Regions from separate parts of the Homo sapiens genome. Here all the other regions are linked to region 3. Evidence: chromatin loops called from intact Hi-C (ENCODE). Cell type or tissue: IMR-90. All regions are shown on one strand. Links, peaks and the distances in the headings refer to the core of each region. The heading gives the core; the rest is flanking DNA.

Region 1 (8,000 bases), core at 1-8,000, 59 kb before region 3:
TTAATTCACTTAAAAACAGTCATAATAACCTATTACTTGTGTATATAAAATATATTTATGAAAAGTATGCATATTTTTCCCCAACGAAAACAAATTTAGGAAGAAGGGAGGCACTGTTTTACATTTTTTGCAAATCTCTGTAACACCTGGCTTAATAGAAGATAGCTAGATTCTCACATTTGCTTCTGATTTCTGATGCAGTATGACGTGCAGTGGAGTTTCTGGAAAACTCCACTGTACACTCATGAGAGAGTAAGCGAGAAAGGAAAATAATGTCTTTATATTATCGTGAAAATAGTTTGTCATTAAAGATCCCCTGAGAAGGCCTCAGGGACCCCCAACAGTTCCCAGACCACACTTTAAGAACCACTTTAAGTCACCATTGCAATCATTAATTCTATTTTAATAAATTATACCTAATATTTATTAAGTTCTAGGTATTAAGTGTTTTAAATTCATTGACTCTTAATTCTCATAACAGCCTCATTAGATTGGGTACTCATTATTGTCCCCATTTTACAGAGAAGGAAACTGAGGCAGACAAAGTTAGGCACTGTGCCCTGGGCCACACAGTGAGCAAAGGCCAGGGTCCAGATTTCAACCCACTGTGCCTCAACACTCTGCCTTTCCAAAAAGTCTCAGTCTTGGCCGGGCGTGGTGGCTCACGCCTGTAATCCCAGCACTTTGGGAGGCTGAGGCGGGCGGATCATGAGGTCAGGAGATTGAGACCATCCTGGCTAACATGGTGAAACCCCGTCTCTACTAAAAAATACAAAAAATATTAGCCGGGCTTGGTGGCGGGCGCCTGTAGTCCCAGCTACTCGGGAGGCTGAGGCAGGAGAATGGCGTGAACCCGGGAGGCGGAGCTTGCGATGAGCGTGATCGCACCACTGCACTCCAGCCTGGGCGACAGAGCGAGACTCCGTCTCAAACAAACAAACAAAAGACTCAGACTTGCTCATCAAGTGACAAGGCGCTAGCTTAAAATATCATCCTGCTGCCACTTGAGTGCTTAACATGTATCAAGCCTCTCACCCAATGTTGTTTTGTTAAATAGAATTATATGTGCATGACATATTAGTTAATCCCCACCTTACATTTGCAAAGTAGGTCTTCTTACCCCCTTCTTTTGTAGATGAGAAAAATGAGGCTCTGAGAGGTTAAACCTCTTGCCCTCCGTCTCAGAGTTAAGGAGCAGAGACTGGATTCCAACCCAGCCCTATCAGTCTCACTCCTTCCTGCCTCACCCTGTGCTGTTTTGCATCCCATTAACATGATGCTACATTGCAAAGGGCTTTTTACTTAGGGTTCTGTTAAAGCAGGGCCTGCCTGCGTCCAGCGTGGTCCACGGGTTTCTAAGTGCTGGCCAGCCACCTTTTGTGCATGCAGATGAGCTGGACGAGGGGCCTCTGTTAGGTCTATTTGCATTGGCAGCCTGGGTAATTGCATGTTCTAATTGGTACAGCCACACACACTGTGCTTCCACCGTTCGCCTACCCTGGCACGGAGGTCCTTTTGGAAGCAGGTGCAGGCCTCTCCCTGTTTGTCCCTCCCAGTGGCCTTGGTAGCCTTGGTGATTGGAACGAAGCCTCGGACACTGAGTTCAACACCAAATAACTACCCAGCCGGCTGTGCGTGCACATGGCACAAAAGGAAGCCGTAAACTGATCACGATGAGCGGGTGGGCCAGGCGCCCTCATGTGTGAGCAGTGCACCTGGCTGGGGTTTCCCTTTGGCCCTGTCCCTATTCCTAATAGCTGCGGAGAGGCAGTGGGGTATTGAAAGGCATGACCTCCAGACCTAGACAGCCTGGGTTCAAATCCTGGCTCCTCTGTTTCCTAGGTGTGTGGACTTAGTCATTTAACCTCCCTGAACCTTAATGTTCCAATCTGAAAAATGGGTAGAAAATATAGCGTCTTCTTTATCAGCTCATCATGGAGATTAAATGAGTTAGTACATGCAACAGGCTTGGAACGGAACCTAAGACATACGTGTTTCTTAAGCACTTTGGACGTGTCAGGCACTATCTTCTATGCTTGATCGATTCAGTCCCTGGGAAGTAGGTGCCATCTTCGGCTCTCTGGGATGGATGAGGAAACTGAGGCAAAGAGAGGCGAAATGTTCTGTCCCAGCTTGAAGAACCCCAGCAAATGGAGAAGGGAGGAATCAAACTCACTTCTTCCTGAGTCCAGACCTCTGAATCTCAGTGTGCTGCTATAGACGATAATAGAGGGATAGGGCTGCAGACGGGATGCGCTTTGAAGCTTCCATTTTGTCCTCAGTTCCTGGTCTCTTAAGGTCCATCGAATTGTTTTAATGAGCTGAAGTGGCAGAATTTTGTTCATTGAATATATTGATTAATAACTAACTCAGAATGGTTAGTAACACACATTCGGGACACATCATTTTACAGATAAGAAAATTGGACATCAGCTAATGCAATACTAGTACCCAGGTCTTCTCCTACATAAACAATAAGAGCAAAGGTGGATAGTTTAAAAATCACGGCAACCCACCCCCACCCCTCAGAAATGGGAGCAAGGGGCCAGGATTCAGTAGACTAAGTATTGATTCATCCTGAACCAAGAGAACCTGGGAAAAATGGAAACAGACCCACGTGTCTTTGCAGCAGCAGCGTGGGTCAGGTAACCTGCTTCTCGGAGCCATATTATGTTTAGCATATTTCTACCTGATTGAAATTGACTCTAAACATGCCCAAGGTTGAATGGGAATGGAGGACATTATTGCATTTAATTATTTCTCCAGAATAAAAATGGATTCTAGCAGCAGCTTAGAGGTAAGGCAACAGCAGAGCAATTAGAGTTTTGGAGCTTGCACACAAACATTTGAATGTGCAATCATTGTAATAAGTACATTAAAATAAAGTAAGTCAAAGGGTTGCATTAGCATAAATAACTCAAGGTGAGAGAGTTGGATTGATGAAGAGTAGAGAAGATGATGCCAGTTGATCACAATTGCGAAATAATAACCCATCTGTCCTCTAGGCAGAGACTGTCAGGGGAGAGAGAGTGTTAATTGGTAGAGTTCCCCAGTCTGGTTTACTGCTCATTCTTCTTCCAGCTTTGTGTGGTGGGCATATTCTAGTAGTTTTACATACACTCTTCCTCACTGAATTACCCAAGAGGTGAGGTGTTGTTTGTTTGTTTTGAGACAGAGTCTCACTCTGTCACCCAGGCTGCAGTGCAGGGCACGATCTTGGCTCACTGCAACCTCCATCTCCTGGGTTCAAGCGATTCTCCTGCCTCAGCCTCCTGAGTAGCTGGGACTACAGGTGCGTGCCACCACGCCCAGCTAATTTTTTGTATTTTTAGTAGAGACGGGGTTTCACAGTGTTAGCCAGGATGGTCTCGATCTCCGGACTTCATGATCCGACCGCCTCAGCCTCCCAAAGTGCTGGGATTACAGGTGTGAGCCACTGTGCCCGGCCTGAGATGGATATTATTATCATCCCCATGGATACCAAGGTGTTATCATCCCAATGTTTTAAATGAGGAAACTGAGACACAGAGAGTTTGAATCACTTCATTACTAGCAGTGTAGCCTCGGTCAAGTTATTTAACCTCTCTCTATGTTAGTTTCCTCCTCTTAAGGAGTACTAATACTGTCTGTTTTGGTGAGTTTTCAAGAAGATTCAAAGGACACAGAGCATGGGCCACTTGGGTGCTGGGCATATGATGGTTATTTTTTATGGGTCTGCCTGGAGACCTCCCAAGATTGGTTTTGTGAAGGGAAGGGATCCTGGGTTTGGCTTTCTGGATCTTGAGTCTCCACAGAAAGGACAGAAAAGCCAAAATCTGTTTGCCCCTTGGCAGTCAGATGAAGAGTTAGGGGGAACATGAAGTGATATGTCATGTCCATCCTTGGATGGCTGGATAAAGAAAATGTGGCATATACACACAATGGATGTTAGCTTCAAAAAGAAGAAAATCCTGCAACATACAGCAACATGGATGAACTCTGAGGACATTATGCTAACTGAAAGAAACCAGTCACAGAAGGACAGATAGTACACGTGTTTATTCTGCTTCTATCAGCTATCGAAAATAGTCCGAATCCTAGAACCAGAGAGTGAAGTAGTAGTTGCCAGGAGTTGGGGGATTGGGGAGGAGCATGGGGAGTTGCTGATGGACAGGCATAACATCTCAATCATGCATGCACAATGAAGAAGCCATAGAGACCTGCTGTGCAGTACTATAGCCAACAATATAGTAGTACATGCAACAATATACAACAATTTGCTGTATGTTGCATATAGTACTATAGTGTTGACTATAGCTGCATAGTCAACAATAATACACACTTAAAAATTGGTTCAGAGGGTAGATCTCATGTTAAGTGTTATTATCATAGTAGTCCCAGCACTTTTGGAGGTTGATGTGGGTGGATCACCTGAGGTCAGGAGTTCGAGACCAGCCTGGCCAACATGGTGAAAACCCGTCTCTACTAAAAATACAAAAATTAGCCGGGCGTGGTAGCACACACCTGTAATCCCAGCTACTCAGGAGGCTGAGGCAGGAGAATCACTTGAACCTGGGAGGCGGAGGTTACAGTGAGCCAAGATGGCGCCGTTGCACTCCAGCCTAGGTGACAAGAGTGAAACTCCATCTCAAAAAAGAAAAGAAAAGAAAAAAATGAATTGAAGGGGGGAAGCCAGAGAGAACGCCGCAGTCACTATAGAAAATGACAGTGACTCTGAGGGACAGAAATTCTCAGGCCTCCAATTCTCGCTGACTGCGCCTCTCTCTGACTTTTCTGGAAGCGATCTAGTATCTGTGAGCCCTTTTGTTCCAGAAGACAAAATATTTTCCTTCCCTCTTATACTCAAATCTTTTGGGTTCCCATGGCAGCTGAGTAGCATCTGGGGCCAGGCAGAAGTTCACAGGGCCACCACAAGCTAATCATCGCCATTGTGGTGGCCTGTCTTGAGTAGAGAGCGGGTATTAATCATGAGTCCCATCAGAATCAATGGTGGTGCCTCTTCCTGATATTACACATTAGCCAGAGGAATTGGCCATTCTCTGATTGTCAGATTAGCTTCATTGGCCGTGGGGGGTGGAGGGAGATGATCGCAGTGTTTTCTGTCTGGTTTTGCTTGGCAAAGTTCAGCCAGAAAGTGATGGAGAACAGGAGCTTTTGAAATGGGGGTTTGTGGAGGTTTTCTGTTGTGTGGCGGGGAAACTTGCTGATAACAAGGAAAGAGAAGGGCCCCAGAATGACACTTAGGATATGTCTGAAGAGAGAAAACGAAGATGTCCATCAGGGCAGTAGCTCTTCTGGCTTACTCCCTGCCCTTTAGACATTTCTAGAAACTTCTAGAAAATGGGCTTAGGGACAGAATTTAAATTTATGTTCTTGGAGCATGGGAGTCGTCAATAGATGTTTCTGTCTGTTGGAGGGAGAAAAAAATTGGCTCCTGTACCTGACTCAGCTCAAAGGAAGAAAGGAGATCAGGTTAGCTCCTGGATTAATCGGGATGAGTTAGACCATGCTACAGTAACACAGATCCCCCAAATCTCAGTGACTCAAAGCAGCAGGGGTCAATTTCTGCACACTGAGGGTTGGTAGAGTCTCTACTCCACATGGGCCTCACTCAGGGATGCATGACCTCCACCAGCAGGAGTGTGGCTGGATATTGTGGTATCCAGGGAATGACACCTTATGGGTTCCAGTCACTGCTCTTGGCCATAGCATGTTTCCTGTCTGTGCCTAATATACAAGGGATAGGGACATACAATCCTAACACATCCCTAGAAGGAATGGAACAGAAATGATTTTTCATAGCTTTATTGAATGCCACCCCTGCCCCATCAGCTCCATCCCGACAGACGCTAATATGAGCAAAGATGGTGATACCCATTATTCCACTGCAGGGGAACTGAATGCTTCTTGATTTACTTCTCAGCAAAACACAAGAGGCGTGATACAATAGCAGATTTTAGAATCAGGCAGATGCAAGTTCGCTGCCTCCCCAACATGAATTTGTGCAAATTACTCGACATCCCCAACCTTATTTTCCACCCTTTTCTGTAAGGTGGGCGAACAGTAGTGCCTACGTTGGAAATTATTTCCAGGAGTTAAGTGAGGTACTGCATCCAAGGGCTTAGCATGGCACCTAGCACGTGATCCATAGTGAAGAATGTATCACAACAAGCGTTGGCTCCTCGTTCTATAAAATGGCAAGATAAATACATCCAATTGTCAGTACCCTATAAGTAATACCTGTGAATAACTTACTGTGGTGCCTGGCTCATGGTAAGAGCTCAGAAAATGCGCCTGAGAGGCTGCTTGGGACTCTTCAAGGGCCTCTGGATAGAAAAAAAGGGAAAAGAGGAACATCAGCAGGTTTTGTTTAGGTTACAAGAATAAAGATGTACTCTAGGTACCAACTGAAGGGGATTTTTTTTGTAGGTATCTGTGGAGAATAAGAAAGACCAGAAGCAGAAGGCCCTCATTTATAGGTCAGGATATAAAAGCAGTTCCTGTGTACAACCAGTAGCCGCCCTGTGACCCAATATGGACTGGTCAGCTGTTTTTTTCTTGGTTCTTTTTCCTTCTTCCTACCTTGTTACCTCCCAGCTCCTGCAGCCTCAGACTCCACGTGCTTCGTGGCTGCTGCTTACTGTCTCTATATGACTTCCTGCAACACAATAGGCCACTAGCCAGCCTGAAGATTGCAATTTGGAGGTCACACACCTCTAGCAGATTCATTTAGCTGGGTGGGAGGGGCCAGATCTTGTGGTTCAGTGTCAGCTTGCAGTACTTAAGGGTTTTGGGTGATGGGTGTAATAAGGATCATACAATTTCTTGGAAGTGGATCATGTCCCTGGTAGCCCAGAGTGTGGGGTCTGTGATCTGCCTGGTTTGAATTCCAGCTTCACCGCCAACTAGCTGGGTGACCCTGGGCAAGTCACTTGTTCATGGGTGCTTAGTTTCCCATCTGCAAAATGAAAGTCATAGCAGTACTCAGCTTACAGAATGGCCACAAGGTGTCTTAGTGTCAGAGCCTCCAACAAATAGGAGAAATTCGTGCTTACTGCTAGGAGCAATGGAGCAGAGGCTAGAGGAGCATCTTTTTTTTTTTTTTTTTTTTTTGAGAGCCAGTTTCACTCTCCCCCCAGGCTGGAATACATTGGTGCAATCTCAGCTCACTGCAACCTCCGCCTCCCAGGTTCAAGCAATTCTCCTGCCTCAGATTTCTGAGTTAGCTGAGACTACAGGTGTGCACCACCACCCCTAGCTATTTTTTGTGTGTGTGTGTTATTGGTAGAGATGGGGTTTTGCCATGTTGACCAGGCTGGTCTCAAACTCCTCACCTCAAGTGATTCACCTGCCTCGGCCTCCCAAAGTACTGGGATTACAGGTGTGAGCCACCACGCCCAGTCCTAGGGGCACCTTCTTCTCCAGGCCATCACTAAGTCGTATATGGATGGTGAGGACAGAAGCAACTAACCCAGTCCCAGAGGAGGAGGCCTTTTAACTCACACTCCAGCAGAGCAGGGGTCTGCATACATTTTCTTAAAGGGCTGGATAGAAATATTTTAAGCTTTTCAGACCAGAAAGTTTCTATTGCAACTATTCACTCTGCTATTGTATCAGGAAAGCAGCCATGGACAATACACAAATGGACAGGTATGGCTGTGTTTCAATAAAACTTTATTTATAAAAAACACAGGCAGTTGTTTGCTGACCTGCTGGGGTGGGAGCCTTGCTGAGGGTCAGCTGCTCTTGGGTACCCCTGCAGATCCGCTGTTCAGGCCCCGACACCTTTTTCCTTGGGAACTGGTAAGAGGCATATTTCAGCCCTCCTTAAAAGGAGGACTAGCAGGGATGCCGCCCATTGCCCCTGTGTTTCCATAGCAACAAGGGCAGCTATATGGAGCCATTACTCTTCTCTGTGGCTTCAGAGGTCAGGGGCCGTGTTGTAGGACATTGGATATGCTTTCAGATTAAGGCCTTGGGAATGAGCTTTAAGCAGAAGC
Region 2 (11,514 bases), core at 1,894-9,893, 370 kb before region 3:
TCTCCAGACAATAAATCATTGGCTTTCTATCTGTCACCAGCTTGGTTTTCCAAAGATTTGTTTTTGTCAGTTTAATGAATTATTGGATCACCTGGAAATTGCTCAGAATTAACGTGTGGCTGACGTTAATGGATCTGCAACACAAGTGTCGAGATCTCTCTAACCAGTCCAATCCATCCTTTTATGAGGAGGCCAGCTACCTGGCACAAGGAGATTCATTTATTTTGAGGCTGCATCTGCCCGTTTCTGCAGCGGTGGTGCACAGGCCCCAGGACAAGTCTGTCCAGAGCAAAAATGGCTGCCTCTACACCAGAGGACCTGGGTGGGCACTGCAAGCTGCCTCAGCCCTGCCTGTGTGGGCAGGTGAGAATCATAATAAATCTTACAATTTGCGACGTTCTCCTTGGTTCTTTTGGAAGCAAGCTTTGAGCTTCTTTTTTAAGATGCATCCTCATGATCCATGAGTCCTCTTAGCTCTAACCCTAAACATATTCTAAATCTAAACAGTTCTCTCTGTCTCTGCTGTTATCAGGCTAGTCAAGCTACTTCCACGTCTTGCCTAAATAACTGCAGTAACCTCCTCCTTATTCTCCATGCTCCCATCCTCACCTTCCAATTATTCAATCTTCATAGAGCAGTTAGAGTGATCATATTAAATATGATAATGACAACCTCCACTTTGCCTAGAATTTCTCAGTGGCTTACCGTTTTACCTGGAATAAAATCCCACAGTCTTCCACATCCTGGCCCCTGCCTCCCTCCCTCGCAGTCTCATCTGGTATTGAGCTCCAGGCTCTCAGTAACATCAATTAAGCAATTAATAGCCTTCTTTCTGTTCCTCCTATATTCCACACTCATTTTTTATTTTGTTTTGCTCATAGCTCTATCCACAGCACATATGACAGAGCATGGCATACAGCAAGTAATTAATATATAGTGATTTATTAATTGGTTATTTTCAAGGTCCTAATAACAATATGGAGAATTGGGAGATGGAAGGATGCTGATTACTGTGAGTGGTTTTTAAACAAAGTCTACCTGTTGGCAATTACATGGTTCCTGTGCTCCCCTACCACCTACTTAAGCTCTGATTTTCAATTTCCAACTTATCTGTCAGTTGACTCTCTAGACCAAGGATTGGCATCCTTCTTTCACTAAGGTCTAGATAGTAAAACACTGTAGGCTTTGAGGCCATTGGATCACTGTTGCAGCTACTCAACACTGCCCTTATAGTGCAAGAGCAGCCAGAGACACTATCTAAAGTTATGGGCCTAATGTGAGCCAGTGAAACTTTATTTACCTGTGGCATGCTGGGTCTGGCACACTAGTTGTAGTTTGCTAAGTCCTGCTTTAGACTATACATTTCTTGAATACCCTAATACATAGTTGGCCACCACTTACTCAGGGCCCGTTGAAGAAGGTCCATTGTGGTAGAAAGAAGAATTTACCCACTGCTATGAAAATCGAGAAAGCCACAGCCTTTCATTTCTGGGACCAGTTTCTGGCATCATGAATACTAGAATCAGGTCTGTATGGCACTGTGGCTTCCCCTACTGACAAACTGTGCAACCTTAGACGTGGTACCAAATCATTCTGTGCAGCAATCTTTTCTTCTACAAAATGGGACTAAATGATCTCTTGGGGTTGTTTTAAAGAGCAAAGAAGGTAACAAAAGTGAACCCAGATGAAATGAGAACCACCCAGCACACACATACAGGCACATGCACATGCATACACACCCTACAAAAACAATTTTGATCATCTGTTTAATTAACAACCGGACTTTTTCCTCTCCTGAGGGTTGTTTACAATCTAGGGGCACCACCATTGAATTGCTCAGGCCAATAGGAAACATTTCTTTGTGATGCTCTTTTGGGTAAGAGGAGAGTGAATAATGAAGCCACTGGCAAAAAGAAAAGATTTGAGGATTAAAAACAAGAAGTTTTAAAGGAGATGTTTATGTTGCGTGGTGTGTGATGTAAAACCTCCCTTCAGTACCATAAGATTGCAGTACAATATCCATTTCTTATTATTACATTGGGGAATTTGTGTGTCTTCAGTGGAGGGTAATCTTCTGAAGAGGTGAATCCTCCTTTATGTTAGGTATGAGCTGAGAACAAAGGCTTCTTTGCCTGGTACAAAGGCTTCTTTTCCTGGAGCTTAGAGGACTCAAGGATGGTAAGGATGCATCCTAACACCTACTAGGTGTTCAGTAAATGATAGTTCCATCCTCATTCTACTTTAATAATTTCATCTTTACAAAAAAAATAAATCTCAGCAATTCAGACTCAGTGCCAAAAATCAGTAAATCCCAGGTACTGGATGTTTACTAAAGGAAGAGAATAATTCAAATGAGGCTTGTCCTGTAGAGATCCCTCAAGGATACACAAAAATGGCTCACAGTTAGCATATTCATTCTTATTATATAAATGGATTCTACTAAAGTGCTGCTTAAAAGCAATTTGGTTATAAGCAGTTTAAGCATTCTCTTTGCAACCTTTTCCCCACTGTGTTCACAGCATCTTTGAGAAAATTTTCCCAAGAGCAGGGGAAACTAGAGATCAGCCCTTGCCTGAATTGTCACAAATTACAAATGAGTAATTGTCCTAGCACTCCTTGGGAGAGAGAAATGAACTTTGAGTTTAAAAACCTGATTTCCAATTGTCATTTTTCCATTTGTTAGCTGTATGATCACGAATAGCTCTGTTCTTCTTTCCTGTTTCAGTATCCTAAATAAATGGAAAAACATCCTGTATTCATGGGCTGGAAGACTTAATAATATTAAGATGTCAATATACCAAAAGAAATGTATAGCTCTTCCTGGCATTGTCTGATAACTGAACTGTGATTCAACTCCTGAATGAAGGTGCTCTAAGAAGTTATTGTCCTCATTGTTACTACTACCCTAATTCTGGACTAAGCAAACACACCCACAAACACATGCATGCACACATATACACATTTATCTTTATTTTTCCTTTTTTTTTGCTAGTGCTTTTGGTATCATGTCTAAGAATCCATTGCCAAATCCAAAATCATAAAGATTTACCTCTGTTTTCTTCCAAGAGTTTTATGATTTTAGCTTTTGAATCTAGGTCACTGATCTATTTTGAGTTCATTCTTCATATGGTGTGAGGTAGGGATCCAAATTCATTTTTGTGCATGTGGAAATTCAGTTGTTCCCTCACCAACTGAGACTATTTTTTCCTCCACTGAATGACTGAACAAACTTAGCACACTTGCCAAAAATCAATTGGAGATATATATATATATATATATAGGAGACATATATATAGGAGATATACATATAGGAGATATATATATAGGAGATATATATATAGGAGATATATATAGGAGATATATATATAGGAGATATATATAGGAGATATATATATAGGAGATATATATATAGGAGATATATATAGGAGAGATATATATATAGGAGATATATATAGGAGAGATATATAGGAGATATATATATAGGAGATATATATAGGAGATATATATATAGGAGATATATATATAGGAGATACATATATATGAGATATATATAAATAATAGAAATATATGTATATATCTGGACTCTCATTTTTATTCCACTTTTCTATATGTTTATCCTTATGTCAGTATCATGCTGTTTTGATTACTACAGATTTGTAGTAAGTTTTGAAACAGGAAAGTGTGAGTTCTTCAACTTTTTTCGTCTTTTTTTAAGATTGTTTTAGTTACTCAGGGTCTCTTGTAATCCCATGTGGATTTGAGGACTAGCTTTTCCATTTCCACAGAAAAAAAGAGGCCATTGCAATTTTAATAGGCATTGCATTCAATCTGTAGATTACTTTCAGTGTATTGACAGTTTAACAATATTGCATCTTCCAATCCATGAACACTGGATGTTCTTCCATTTATTTAAGTCTTCTTTAATTTATTTCTGCAATGTTTTGAGTTTTCAGTGTACAAGTCCTTTACTTCCTTGGATAAATTTGTTGCCAGGCATTTTATTCTTTTAGATGCTGTTGTAAATGAGATTGCTCCCTTAATTTCCTTTTTGGATTGTTCATTACAGGTGTGTAGAAACATAACTGGGTTTTGTATGTTTATCTTGTAACTTGCAACTTTGCTGAATTGTTCATTAGCTCTAATGGCTTTTTTATAGATTCTTTGGGATTTTCTATATATAGGATCATGCCGTCTGTGAACAGAGATAGTTCTACTTCTTACTTTCCAATTTAGATGCCTTTTATTTCTTTTTCTTGTTTAATTACGCTGGATAGAATTTCCAGTGCAGTGTTGAATACCATTGGTGAAAGGAGGCATTCTTGTCTTGTTCCTGATCTTAGGGGGAAAGCTTTTAGTCTTTCACCTTTAGGTGCAATGTCAGCTGTGGGTTTTTTAAAATAAATGTCCTTTATCATGTTGAGGAAGTTCCCTTCTATTCTATCTTTTCTGAGTATTTTTATCCTGAAAGGGTGTTGTATTTCTTCAAATGCCCTTTTTTATATCAATTGAGATGATTATATATTTTTTGTTTATTTTATTAATGTGACATATTAGATTGATTGATTTTCTTATGTTGAACCACCCTTGCATTCCTAGAATAAATCCCACTTGGTTATGACATATCATCCTTTTAATATGCTGTTGGATTCAATTTCCTGGTATTTGTTGATTTAAAACAATATTTTTGATAAAAGTCAAATCCTCCAAAAATCCACTGTAACGATAATAATGGATATTAGCCTTCTCTTTCCTGCCTACATATAATTTGTCTTTATAGTACTATCACTAGACTTTCACTGTGATGATATATTTGCTGCACGGAGGGTAGCTTAGCTAAATAATGAGATTCTGCATCTTTAAATGTGTGTGTGTGTGTGTGTGTGTGTGTGTGGTGCGTGCGCTTTGGAGTCAGAGCTTTGGAGTCTGAGCTTTGGAGTCAGCAAGATCTGCATTCAGCTCCCAGCTCTGTCACACACCATCTGTGGGAACCTGGACAATGTCTTAGCTTTCCTGAGCTCCAGTTTGATCACAGGAATAATTTAATCTCTAGCTCTCAGAGCTGTTAAGAAAAAAAGAGCAGACGAGACACTGTATGTAAAACACTTAGCACACTTCCTAGCATAAAACAGTCTTGATCAAAAGAGCAAATCGCTGAGCTATTGGTATTATTTAGATTTGACAAATTACAAATATGTTTTGTTCATGCGTTTTTTTTCCAGGCAGTTAGTTTTGCTGGGAAGAAACTGCTCAGTTAATACGAGCCTGTGGTGGTGGCTGTGTGGTTGTATCTATCCAGCCAGATGTACTGTGAAAACAGTTTCATCAACTAACCAGATGTGTTCACAGTGAAGACTGAAGGGTTTTTATCCAGATGCTGGTGCAGTTCCTCGGGGCTCAGTGATTTCCTTGCTTTCAACTTTACCAGCCCAGAGAGGGTTTCCTCTTCCTGACCCAGCCTGGCTCCCCCTCCATGGTCTCCCTTCCTGGCTGAAAGGAGTATGCGATTCTGCATTCAGTCACTAGATGGCGTTTGACTGTTTCCAAGAAGGGAGCTTGACTGAGTGGGTGCCCTCAATCAGAGGCTGCTGGAATTTAAGGTCAGGAATTTCAGCCACAGCCTAAAGTCGTGGCCAGATTACAGACCAGTAGGAAGAGAAACTGCTCGTGCTGCTGCTTCGTTTATTTCTCTTCTTTTTCTCAAGAAATGATGCTATGGTGAGGGTAGAGTCACCAAAATTTTTCAAAATACTGATATAGAGTGATTTCAGTATCCATCTATGCGAAAGAAAAAGCTATCTCCTATTCCAGGAATGATGTGGCAACCTTACAAACTAAAGCATGCTCAAACAATCACCATGACAAAAGTTCATCATAGAGGGTGGGACTGCCTGCTGGTTAACAACACCTCTCTGCAGTCAGACTGTCTCCACTGATATCCAGAGGTTTCTACTGGTGACCTACCAGCTGTGTGATCTTGGGCAAGGTGCTTAATCTCTCTGTGCCTCAGTTCCCTTATCTATAAAATGTAAAAATAATAAAACCTAGCTGTGGGCTTTGGGGAAGAATAGATGAGACCATGTACAGAACTCTGAGAATAGCTCCTGGCACATGGTAAGTCTTCAATAAGAGACAGCTATTATTCATTTAGCCAACATTTATGAGAGGTCAGAAGAGTACCCCCTGCCAAGAGTGGTTGTGAGAAGGAAATGAGATAACACAGGCCAAGCGCTTAGAATGTTGCTTGGGACACAGAAAGAGCTCCATCAAGGTGTGCTATCAAAATATTAAGAAGAAAAAGATTACAGGCTGGGCACAGTGGCTCACACCTATAATCCCAACACTTTGGGAGGCTGAGGTGGGCAGATCACTTGAAGTCAGGAGTTTGAGACCATCCTGGCCAACATGGTGAAACCCTGTCTCTAGTAAAAATATAAAAATTAGCCAGGCATAGTGGTGCGTAACTGTAATCCCAGCTATTCGGGAGGCTGAGGCAGGAGAATGGCTTGAACCCAGGAGGTGGAGGTTGCAGTGAGTCAAGATCACACCACTGCACTCCAGCCTGGGCAACAGAGGGAGACTCTGTCTCAAAAAATTAAAAAATTAGGAAGAAAAAGATTTCAGGCTGGGCGTGGTGGCTCACTCCTCTAATCCCAACACTTTGGGAGGCCTAGGTGGGAGGATCACTTGAGCCCAGGAGTTTGAGACCAGCCTGATGAGTCCCCATCTCTATAAAGAAATCATAATCATAATCATACAAATATTAGCTGGATGTGATGGCACACGTCTGTTGTCCCAGCTACTTGGGAGGCTGAGGTAAGAGGACCCCTTGAACCTGGGAGAGAGAGGTTGCTGTGAGCTATGATTGCACCACTGCACTCCAGCTTGGGCAACAGAGCAAGACCCTGTTTCAAAAACAGAAAAGAAAAGTTTACAAAATACTGACATAGAGTATGATTCCATATTTAAATTAAAATATGTGAAGAGATGGAGGAGTGGTATGTGATCTCTTTTTCCTCTTTCTCCTTCACCTCTGCCGCTAATCTGAAGAAGCTTAAATACATACAGTAATGACAGATTCCACCCTGGGGCATTAGAGTGAGCATTTTGCTGGATGAGTGAGAAGGTTCAAGGCCCCCGACAAAAAAAGAGTTTCCTGGTGATGGGATGCCATGCACCTTCACAGCCTGTGCTGGATCATGACCTTTACTAATGACCCAGGTCTCCTGGAGAAGGGGTCTTAACACTTACAGGGTCATGGTGACTTTTGCAGTCTGAGGAAGCCCAAGGACCCCCTTCTTAAAATGATGTTTCTAAATGCATGTGAAATAGACTATATCCGATTTTACAAAAGAAGTCTGTAATCTAACATAAACTATCTGTGGTTACCATAGGTGCAAAGTCATTAATATTGCTGTCAATTTTGCTTATATTCATAATTAACTGAAACGCTGCATTTGAGGTGGAAATTAGTTAAAACTGATATGCACATTTTCCCCATCCAAGTCACACAGCCCTGAATTTTATGCACAGGTCTTCTGGGTCAGGGAGCCCCGGGTAAAGAACCTTGGTAGGACAAAAACATAGTATTCCTACCACCTTAGGCAAGCTGTCTGAGTACTCGAGATTGTGCTGTTTATTTCAGGAACAACAGACGTTCCATTATGCTCCTTAAAATCTAAGTGAATTGATTCAGAACAAATAGCTTATCACCTTTTTTTAATTATGAGATTGAGGAAAACTACAACTGCACCTTATGTTGAGGGAAAAAAATCCATCTAGCTGACATTGGAGGGTATCAACAGCTGACTTTTTTTTCCTAATACAGCTATTCAATATAAAGCAAATTGGTTTAGATGATCAATGGGAAAGAATACTGTTTTAGGGCTTAACGGGAACAATTTCTCCTTCCCTTAAAAAGTTCTCAGTTCACAACTGGATTGATGTGCCTCTTATAAACCAGTTTGAAAGTAGTGTCACATTGCTTTTCATTTAAAAAATAAAATAAAAACCTTTCCTGAAACTTTAGGTCCCATGTGTGTATGTGCGTATGTGTGTGTGTACACATGTATGCATATATGCACATTTTATCCCAGAATTCCAAGACTAAGATAAATCATTCCATACTGGATAGAGAAAGCCTTTTTGAGATTGTTTCCAGCAAGAAACAGCTAGAACAGGGGGAGAATACAACAGGCTAGAGAGAGAAAGAAGGTAAAAAGATACCTTCTCCCTGGCTCCCTTGAAACAAATGTGTTTTCTTATTTATCTTCCTTTGTGAGATCAGTTATGGTAATTTTGTACTATCAGGGGAACTGCCCTTAGAACATTTATCCCAGTTTCAAGGAGTTCAAGGATCAAAAAAATAAAAAGGATTATAGAATGTTCCTCCTTTGATTTTTCCCCACCTATGATCACCTTTTGCTTCTCAAAGCAGAGCCCAGAATATACTTATTTCCCAGCATACCCGCAGCACATGCCCAATGCAAACACTTCTCCTTAAAAGAATCTCTATAATAATCCTTAGCTAACAATTTGATAAAGTAAGGGCATATCAGAACAGCCTGGTCTAAGGTTGAGCTATGATCATTTCAACACAAAACCAAGCCAAGAGTTTGATTGGTCAAAACAGCCAATTCTAAGGAAAGAAAAAGGAAAAGAACTACCTATTAGGGTAAAGAATCCACATCTCATCCCTTAAGCAGAAGCTGTTGGTGCCTTTCAGTGTTATCTTCCAGGACAGTCTAAACAACATGGAAAGCTTCACTGAATTTAGATCAAGAAATTTTGTTTACAGGTGTTTGACTCATATGTGTCTACAGTTGTGTGTGTGTTTACATGTTTATTTCTTACATTGTATGTGTTTGCTTTTGCATATCTGTGTGTTATATTTGGGTATGTGTTAATGTGTTTATATGGTGGATATACCAATTATGCATTGTGGGTTAAATGACAGGCTAGATACTACTTCTTCTACTGGACTCCAGGATTATGCTTTGCGTGATGTTGAACAAATGCCATCAAAGAAAACTCAGTCATTCTTAGTTGACTCAAGGGCCCTTGATGTAGAGAAAGCCCTGGAGAGGGAAAGCTGAACCCGTGAATCTGTGGAACTTCCTGACCACAAAGTTGAGCTAAAAGAGTTGCAAAAACAAAAATGTTCTTTTACTATTCTCCCAAGCAAGACTATCTAATGGGGTTGAATGCAAATTGGAATGATTTAAGATAAAACTGGACACATGTTGTTGGGTGAATGAATACAAAATGGAAGACTATTGGAAACATAGCTATAAAGGCTGATCCATGTCAGGCTGGGCAGGGCCTTGAATGCCAGGTTGATGCAAATGGCCCTGGGGCACCATCTGTGGCTTTGGTCAAGCTGCCACCTAACAGGAGACAGGCATCCCATCCCCAGGGAGCTCCTGGCACCGGCTTCCTTGTAAACGAGTGTGGGCCTATTATAACAGGTACAGGGTGGGGTAGGGGGTCCTTATGGAAATGAAACCGAGTTAACTTTAGCCCCAATTCTCCATAGATTGCCCAACTTAGACTATGCCACACTTTCAGCTTTTCAAATTGCCAAATGCACATTTCTGTTTATTACTTTATCAGTTCATTTAACACATGTTTGTGATGGGCCTGCCATATCCCAGGCTCTGTCCTAGGCACTGGGGATTGAGTACAGAATGGAATAGACCAAAGCTCTGCCTTCATGGAGCATTCATTGTAATTAGAGACAGACAGATAAGGCACAAGATAAACCAGTAACTTATATACTGCATTCAGTAGGAATAAATGCTTAGGCGGGAAGAAAGTAAAGTAGACCAGGGAGCTAGGAAGCCATGGGCAGTTTAAAAATGTAGGGCTGCCAGGGAAGGTAATTTTCGAGGTGAGATCTGAGGATGTGCATGTATCTGCAGGAGGAGAATTTCAAGCAGAGGAAACAGTAAGTTCAGAGACCCTGAGGTGGGAGACTGTCTGCTATGTTCAAGGGATTATGAGGAGGCCAGAGGGGTTGGAATGGAGGGAACGTTGGGGAGGTGAGGTCAGAAAGGTGATGAAGGGGTTGGGTCATGCAGGGTCATGGAGATCACACCCAAGGCATTGGTTCTCTTTCTGAATGCTGTGAAGAGTGCGCTATAGGGGCTCAGAAACAAAGCTTACCTCCTTCAAACCAGCATCTGGACTTGCATCAACAAAATAAAGACACAGTTGCTGGCATGTTTTAGAAGAGATGCTCAGAGCCAATCGTGGGTGGCAATCACACTGACAAGCTGTAGCAGTGAGCTGGGCTCCCTATTTAATTTCCAGACGGCCTGGATTCAGGGCCTCTTAAAAGGCAGAAGCCAGTTGGTTGCAATCTCTCATCACATTAGAGACTCTGAGGTCCACGTTCAATATCTGCAAGCACTTCCTTTCCCCAGAGGATGGATTTAACATCCATTGTCGATGGAATCCACCAGGCACTGAGAACCCAGAGGGAATGACCAAAAACATCCAAAACTTTGTTTTGAGGGAAGCAGTGAGATGCAGGCTCCCCTTCATCCTACCCTGGTCTGGCTTCATTTCAAATACATATGGATTTAAAAGGAAATTGAAACCACATGCAACAGATGAGTAACTGACATTGAACACCTAGAATGGATTTTGCACAATTCGTTGATATATTTCAGTCCCTTAGATCCAATAACTCTTCTTCCTTCCATCCCTTTCCTTTTAATTCTCCTTCTCCTCTCTCTTCTAAGTATTCATTCTATAGGCAAAGAGAGAGAGCATTTTTTGCTTTGTAGCTTTGTTTTGGTTTGGTTTGGTTTTTGAGTTTTTGGCTCACCTGGCAGTTGACCTGCAACAAGGCTGGAGCCTCCCTCTTCTCACTGACACTGCTTGGATTATCCTCCAAATTCATCCCACTGTGGCTTCTCATTCCGGCCATCCTCTCCCTTGCCAGGATGCAGAAATTTCTTGCCATCTTTCACAATTACAGGCTCACGTCTGCTGGAGTCCCTACAAAAGAAAGAATAAGTGGGACCACTGTGTCTCCCTCCAGGAGGAGTTATAATTTGGCACAGAGAATTTTTATCTTTATTCTGCAAATTGCCTTGAAAGAAATGTCAATTAAAGAAAGGCTGTTTGTTAATAAAGCCCCACAGTATGGAGCAGGCTGATTCCAGCCACAACTTGCTTGCCATGCTCAACTGCTATTTGAAGAAAAATACTTCTTGCATCGGAAGTGGGTTTTGTCATGGTGTATAACAAACATCTAGAAACCCAGAATTAATTCAGTTTGGCATTACTTGAAAGAAATCTGGTTTGAGATGATCCAAGAGCAGTTATGGGTTTGGACTAACCAAACCTGGAGGGTTAGATTTGAGGGGAAAGTAAGGTTGTCCTCGCCAATAATATCTTCTTTATCACCCTAATACCATGATAATTTTCTTTGCTCCTTGATCTCAGAGTGCAAATATATTTATATCTTAGTTTTCTTTTCTTTTCTTTTCTTTTTTTTTTTGATACAGT
Region 3 (8,000 bases), core at 1-8,000:
ACTTACATGAGGTTCCTTATCAAATTCATAGAGGCAGAAAGTAGAATGAAGCTTTCCAGGAGCTGAAGGAGGGGAGAGTGGGAAGTTATTGTTCAATGGATAGAAAGTTTCAGTTTTGCAAGATGAAAAGAGTTCTGGAGATGGATGGTGATAATAGTTGCACAACAGTGTAAGTATATTTATTATACTAAACTGTAAACTTAAAAATGCTTAAAATAGGCCAGATGTGTCTCATGCCTGTAATCCCAGCACTTTGGGAGGCCAAGGTGGGCTGATCACCTGCAGTCAAGAGTTTGAGACCAGCCTGGCCGACATGGCAAAACCCCATCTCTACTAAAAATACAAAAAAATTAGCCGGGCGTGGTGGTGGGCACCTGTAGTCTCAGCTCCTCAGGAGGCTGAGGCAGGAGAATCGCTTGAACCCGGGAGGTGGAGGTTGCAGTGAGCCGAGATTGTGCCACAGCACTCCAGCCTGGGTGACAGTGAGATTCCATCTCGAACCAAAAAAGGCTAAAATAGTAAATTATATGTTATCCATGTAGAGCATCCTTAATTCAAAAATCCAAAATCTGAAGTACTCCGAAATCCAGAACATTTTGGGCACATAATGCTACAAGCGGAAAATTCTATACATAAATGCTTAATGCAACTTTGATTAATGCACACAATTATTTAAAATATTGTATAAAATTACTTTCAGGCTATGTGTATAAAGTGTATATGAAACAGAAATGGATTTTGTGTTTAGGCTTGGGTCCCTTCCCCAAAATATCTCATTACATATACACAGATACTTCAAAATCTGAAAAAATTCAAAATTGGAAACACTTCTGGTTCCAGGCATTTCACATAAGGGATACTCAGCATGTATTATCTTGGACTACAACTTTTTTTTTTTTTTAAAGAGAAGTGCAGGATGTTCAGAGGGGCTGTGACAGGGAACTCAAAGAAGGGATGGGGGCCAGGCACAGTAGCTCACACCTATAACACCAGCACTTTGGGAGGCTAAGGGAGGATTGCTTGAGCCCAGGAGTTTGAGACCAGCCTGGACAGCATAGCAAGGCACTGTCTCTACCAAACATTTCAAAATTAGCCCACATGGTGGTGGTCACCTATAGTCCCAGCTACTTGGGAGGCTGAGGTGTGAGGATCCCTTGAGCCCAGAAATTTGAGGTGGCAGTGACCTATGATCATGCCACTGCACTCCAGCCTGGGTTACAAAGCAAGACTCAATCTCTGAAAAAGAAAAAGAAAAAAAAGTCATTAAAAATATTTTTTAAATGAAGGGATGGGGAAGAGAGTCAGGGAGGGCTTCCCAAGGAAGGGTCATTTCTCCTGAGACCTGACAGGTGCTGGCTTGGCCACCTTCATCCTTGGACCTATGTTCTTTCAGCTCCCCTCTGTGGACCCCATGACCCCCAGTTCACATCCCCTCCACCCCTCTCTTCTCATTAAGCTGGGTGGGAGGGGACCTGGTGGCCCCGCATGAGCAGCAGCTGCGGTGCAGAGCAGTCTGGGCCGTTGACTGATTCCTCCCAGCAGGGCTTGGTGCTGCTGAGCAAGGGTCCACAGACCACCCAAAAGCCTCAAGGAAAAGTGGGGGTGCCTAGCCTCCATCCAGTTTGCTGGATGAGAGGAGACAGCCATGGGCAACCTCTCAGGCCTGAGTCTTCAACTTTGCCCCCTCATCCCCACCACCGGGACCCTGTATGTGGATGAAGCTGTCTGGCTAAATCTGTCAGTCAGAAATCATTCATTGAGGCCTCTCCCCCAAACTTAGCTCTGTACCAGGTCCAGGGGCAAGGCTGGCATCCTACAAGAGATAAGAGCATGACCTTGGCTCATAGGGAACGAACTGACAGGTATCAAGAGAACCAACCTGGGCTAGGCGCTGTGGCTCACGCCTGTAATCCCAGCACTATGGGAGGCTGAGACAGTTAGATCACCTAAGGTCAGGAGTTCGAGACCAACCCAGCCAACACGGTGAAACCCTGTCTCTATCAAAAATACAAAAAATTTAGCCAGGCGTGGTGGCAGGTGCCTATAATCCCAGCTACTCAGGAGGCTGAGGCAGAAGAATTGCTTGAACCTGGGAGGCAGATGTTGCAGTGAGCCAAGATTGCACCATTGCACTCCAGCCTAGGTGACAAGAGTGAAACTCTGTCTCAAAAAAAAAAAAAAAAAAAAAAGAAAGAAAAGAAAACCAACCTGACTCTCAAGGGAGTACAGTTCTCTATGTGGCAATGCTAACTCCTGGATCGGGTTAGAATTCCAGATGATTCAGAAATTTCCAGAAATATCCAGAAATTTCATCTCCCTCATTTGGGTTTTTCCAAAATAGGGGTTTTGGAGTCTGGCACACCCAAGTGGTGGTTTCCATTCTCGCACCAACTGCTAACATGGCACCTGCCTCCTGAGACCTTGGGACAATTAAATAATGAGATCACATTTGACTGGTGCTTAGGCCATAATGAGTGTTTGTTTATTTCTGATTTATTTATTTTTAGAGACAGGGTCTCACTCTGTCACCCAGGCCAGAGTGCAGTGACACCATCGTAGCTCACTGCAGCCTCGAACTCCTGGACTCAAGCAGTCCTTCTGCCTCAGCCTCCAGGGTAGCTGGAATTACAGACGCAAGCCACCATGAGAAGTATTTGACGCAAGCATGATAAGTATTTGACATGCATCTGATAGCGTTACTAGTCTTTGAGATTCTACAGGACCAAGGAAAGAAATTGACTTGCCCAGGCCCCCGTGGCTGGTTCACAGCAGAAGCAGGAATTTGAATCCACCTCGTTGCTCTTTATCCAGTATGCTTGTCGCCACACAGCACCGCCTTTTCTAAACCCATCGAGAGCAGGGGATTCTTTCTGGGCACCAGACAGCTCCCAAGTTTAATCACCAGAAAACCTCTTTTAAAATTTCCCACTAGGATAAAGGCATCTCCCACCCAGATCTAACAAAGAACCTTGAGCGTGCAGGTTTTCTCCCCCAGTAAGACGAATCCCGCTCCTCTGCAACGCGCCTGCTGCCGCTGTGAAACTTTTCCTCATCTGTGATCATGAATCACCCTGGAACCCAGCGGGGTCAGAGATGGACCTCTCTTCCCACTTTGTAAATGAAGAACTGACAATCAGAGAGGGGCGGTGTCTTTCCTAAATCCACACAGTGCAAGGTTGCATTCTACACCCCAGCTCTGAATCCCAGTCACACCTTCCCAGGCAGCATAGAAGCTGGGCTCCAGCTGGGAGCTTCCTAACCCAAGCCTCATTTGCATACAACCTTGTTTCCATGTCTCTGTGTTCCCAAGACCCAACTAACCCTCTTAGTTGGAAGTAAGTCAGAAAGTGCCCCTTGCAGCAGCCGGAAGCAGCCCTTTCAGAGTATAAATAGAATCGAGGGCTTTGTTGGTAGAGTAACTATTCCAGTCAAGCAGCTCCTTCACATTTGTTATTAATTGTGGTCTGGGCATACGCTGCAGAGGGAAATTCCGGTTGTAGATGTTTATTTACAAGCAGCAGGCTCTAGAGTACACACAGCCCTGGGAGTCAGTGCAGCTTTGAGGTAGAACTCTGGAGCTGGGCCTGTTGGTTAAATCCTGATCATCGTGGATGAGCAGCCACATAGAAATGATGGCTATGACAGTATAATTTATTGAGGATTTGCTAGATGCCAGGCACTGTGCTCTCTCTTCTGGATGTGAATGTCCATGTGGGGTGGATTCTGTGATTATACATACCCATTTTACAGATCAGAATACTAAGGCTTGGAGAGATTGCATAAAAGGTCCAAGGTCATTCACATCTGCCTGACCACAGGTCATGTTCTAAACCCCTGCACCTTGCTTTCTCCTCCCAAATCATTATTGCAGGACACTGCTAACATGATCTTTGCCAGCACCACAACAGTGGAACAGCATGTTGACCCTTGCAAAGCACCTTCATCTCTGCTATGTCTTTGGAGCCCAAGGATTACATAGTCCTCGTTTGACCCACAATGCTGCTAAGAAATAGGGAATTTGAGTAACAGAACTAACACAGCACAGCTATCTACTGGGGGAGCTCTCCGGGACCCCCCATCATCCTCAGCCTTCACACCTGCACTGCAAAAATATACTTGATATTCTCTCTCGATAAACCTGGCTTGTTAACATTCATCTGAAGTCAGCTTCTCCTGCTGCCTCTAATCACTCTGATTTTTCCACTTATTTTCTGTTTTGTGCCATGGGAATCTGATTACATTGTTAAATTCTTTTTTTTTTTTTTTTTTTTTTTTGGAGCTGGGCACTGTTTGGGTTTTGGTCTTTCAAAGAGTTCCGTGTTCATAAAGACCCACATAGCTCTGACCACATGTCATTGTTATATCTGTCCTGCAGCTGAAAGCTGACACATTTCCTCTAGGGACGGATTTTCCTCTTTTTGAAATGAGGACAGTTTGATTGAGCATGGTGACCATGACAGGGCTCTGGGATCACAGACTCACTCCATTCTCAGCTCAGCTACTTTATAACTGGGACCTCTCCAAGCCTCAGCTTCCTTGTGCCTACAATAGAAAGATAATAGCTCTGTTTTCATAGCAGTTTTGATAGAAATGAATAAAATCATGCACAGAAATTGCTTAACACATAGTAGGCACTCAGTAAATGGTTGATCTTTCTCCTGACTCGCTGTCTTCCCCCTCTGCCCCCCATCCCCATCCGCATCTCTATTTCTCCTTCTCTGCATGTCTCCTTTCTTTAGATATTTTTGTTCCTTCCCACCCACCCCTTCCCCAGAATAGCTGTACTCAGAAGAGCTCTGGGTTTTTTGTTCCCCATTCTCTTTGCAGCTCCCCAGACTAACTGTCTGACCCAAAGATGACTTTATATTTAAGCCAAGGGAGCTCTCTTGCTGGAGTGATTTGTCTTTGATTTCACAGGACTCTGCCCTTTCTCCAAAAGAAAAGCATCCATGTCTGTGTCTGTCTGTAAATCTGTTCTGCCTTTTAAAACTCTAAAGAGAAGTTGTAAAAGACCTCAGCATCAACATCCAAGCCCTTTTTAAAGACCAGCATAGAGTCCTTACACCTATCCTCTATATCGCAAATCTCCACTTCTGCAGAGAGCAAGTGGAAATATCAGGGCTGGCTTTGGACTCGGCAACACTCAGCTTCCCCTCCCACCTCTGTCCTCACTCACTGTGTGACCTGGGAAATGTGCTGACCTCTCTGAGCCTCAGAGGATGATAACGCATTCTTCCCAGGGTCAAATAACAATGGATGCATAGGAGGCACTTAAGAAACACCAGCTCCTCTGGATCAGAGCAGCCACTCTTCTTCAGAACACATTCATTAATTTGCTCATTCAAAAACTATGGCAAAAGATGTTCATGGCTACAGGGAAAAGCAAGGGTTAATCTCAAAGGCCCCATACACCTTAAGTGGATGGATGGTGTTTGGGATGATAAGCTCTTGGAGGCTTTGCTGGATGCATAGTTGGAGGGTTTGCTGTATGCTTGGATGGATGAATGGTTAGATATGGATGAGTGGACAGATGAGTAGTTAGATTTGGATGGATGAATAAATGGATGTATGGATGAATGGGTGGAGCAATGGATGAATGGTTGGACTTGGATGGATGAATAAATGCATGAACGAATGGGTGGATGGGTGGAGGGATGGATGAGTGGGTGGATGGATGGACAGATAAGTGGTTGGATTTAGATGGATGAATAAATGGATGAATGGGTGGATGGGTGGAGGGATGGATGAATGGGTGGGTAGATGGATGGACAGATTAGTGGTTGGATTTGGATGGACAAATAAATGGATAAATGGGTGGAATGGTGGATGGATGAATGGATGAGTGGTTGGATTTCGATCGATGAATAAATTAATGGGTGGATGGGTGGAGGAATAGATGGATGGATGAAAAGATACAGCCTTATTAATCACCTAGAATCAGCATCTCATCTAATACAGAAATACTGGAATACCTATGTTAGTCCTTAAATGCATGCCTACCTGCCTGCAATAACTAACTTACAAAGTATTTGGTTAGCAACAAGCAACTAAAAGCAATTGTTATAAACTTTTCCTTCCAAACTCTAGGTATGATCATATGGTGTGTATTAGTGGTTCAGGGCATGATCTTTGGAATCAGACCTGTGTTTGAATCTCAGCTTAACTAATTAAAGCAGTGTGACCTTGAGCCAATCCCTTGGCCTCTTCTAAGCTGTGGTTTCCTCATTTGGAAAGCGGGGATAATAGCATTACTTTGTAGGATCATTACGAGGATTAAATTATCTAATGAACGTCAAGGGCTGGTCAATGCTCAATAAAAGGTATTGTTATTTTACTGATCCCAAATGTGCCTTCCTGTAACTTTTGTTTCACCGAGAACCAGATGTGTGTCAGATACTGTTCAAGTGTTGCAGATTCTGTGGTAAACAAGGCCAAAATAGCCCCTCATCTCTTGGAGCTAATGTTCTAGTGGTGTGTTCAGATAATAAGCAAGTAAACAGATAAACAATTGCAGACAGTGTTACATGCTATGAAGAAAGTTGAAATCCGGTGAGGTGAAAGAGAGTAAAAGAGGTGCGGGTGAGGTGAAAGAGAGTAAAAGAGGTGGTGGTGAGTCCCCTTTTTGGACTGTGAACTAATGACAAGAAGATGCAGCCACGCAGAGATCTGGGGAGAGGGCGTTCCAGATCACAAGAAGCCAGGGAGAAGGTCCTAAGGCAGAAATGAGCTTGTTTGAGGAAGAGAAAGAAGGCCAGAGGACAAGATGGAATGTGAGACCCACCAATCGAGGGCAGAGAGATCTGAGTAGTTAGATCACACCAGCCATAGAGGCTGTGTAGTGTGATTTGGATATTATCTACGTCAATCTTGTCTTGTCTCCTGGAACTACGTAGAAAGAGCCTCGTTCATTCAGCAACCATTCAGCCTTCTGATGACAGCTTAGACTCCCGATGTCCTAATCCCCCAGCCCCACAGTCTCCATCTCAGTTCTCCCGGTTTAGATGCTGGGACACTTGCAGCTACTACCCTGACAATGTCCTGGGTCCCATAAACCCAGAACTCTTAAGAAATTGGGTTGGACCCAAGTGAAATCAGGCTGAGGAAAGCTAGGAGATTTCTAGTTGGGATTGTAATAAACTAAACTAGGAAGCTGTGTTTTTATCTGAAGCAAGAGAAAGAAAGAGAGGAGTCTTTGAGGCTGATTTTCGGAATAAAATATGTCTGGGACTATTTATCCAAGTGGATGTGGTATAGGATTTGGATTTAAAAGAACATGATAGATGACAGTGGGTGATCTGTAGCCTTACTGATGCAGGAGCTCAAGGCAGGCCACAAGCACCTGGACCCTCATCCCCCCTTGGCAATGTACTCCACATTAGTTTTCTTCTCAGGCAACCTCTCTCCGTGTGGGAACAGAAAGGCTCATAGAATCTTCTAGTCTCCTGTGTAACAGAAAAAGAACCTCTCACCGGGCACAGTGGCTCACGTCTGTAATCCCAGCACTTTGGGAGGCCAAGGTAGGCAGATCACCTGAGGTCAGGAGTTCCGAGACCAGCCTGGCCAACATGATGAAACCCCATCTCTACTAAAAACACAAAAATTAGCTAGGCATGGTGTTGCGTGCCTGTAATCTCAGCTACTCAGGAGGCTCAGGCAGGAAAATCACTTGAACCTGAGAGGTGGAGGTTGCAATGAGCCAAGATCGCACCACTGCACTGCAGCCTGGGCAACAGAGTAAGACTCCGTCTCAAAAAAAAAAAAAAAAAGATAACCTCTCTTATGTAGTAGTTCTAACAAAAGTCTAGCATTCTGTCTTATTGGTTAATTAACTTGGTTGAGTCATATGTTCATCTCTAAACAATACTGTGGCTATGGAGAATCAGCATTCCCATTGGCCAGGCCTAAGCTGTAGGTCCACCCCTGAAATTGATGATGAAGTTAGGTCTTCCCCACCCATATGGACTAAGAATAGAGGAGAGGAGGATGATGCCACAAAAGGT

What was found. Peaks named below come from ENCODE experiments on the same cell type or tissue, not always from the same donor. Only the 100,000 strongest peaks of a DNase experiment are listed, where the experiment ranks them.
Region 1: a loop joins it to region 3, with 3 times the contacts of the local background. A loop is called at or near these places in 5 of 110 quality-filtered maps.
Region 2: it touches region 3 in a loop (3-fold over the local background); 17 of 110 quality-filtered maps call a loop at or near these places.

The regions. Positions count from the first base shown.
Region 1 is chr16:17,260,355-17,268,354 of GRCh38, reverse strand. All of the region lies in intron 2 of XYLT1 (xylosyltransferase 1), which reads left to right. Among named protein-coding and RNA genes, the nearest start is that of XYLT1, 210 kb to the left of the region's middle. RefSeq lists an enhancer at 1,166-2,037. In IMR-90, for the core only: no CTCF peak of the experiment used is centred there; no DNase peak of the experiment used is centred there.
Region 2 is chr16:17,573,474-17,584,987 of GRCh38, reverse strand. No RefSeq gene overlaps it. Among named protein-coding and RNA genes, the nearest start is that of XYLT1, 110 kb to the right of the region's middle. RefSeq lists an enhancer at 5,626-6,127. In IMR-90, for the core only: a CTCF peak has its summit at 5,525 (motif pointing right); a DNase peak (open chromatin) is centred at 5,557.
Region 3 is chr16:17,201,242-17,209,241 of GRCh38, reverse strand. All of the region lies in intron 3 of XYLT1 (xylosyltransferase 1), which reads left to right. Among named protein-coding and RNA genes, the nearest start is that of XYLT1, 270 kb to the left of the region's middle. In IMR-90, for the core only: no CTCF peak of the experiment used is centred there; a DNase peak (open chromatin) is centred at 3,501.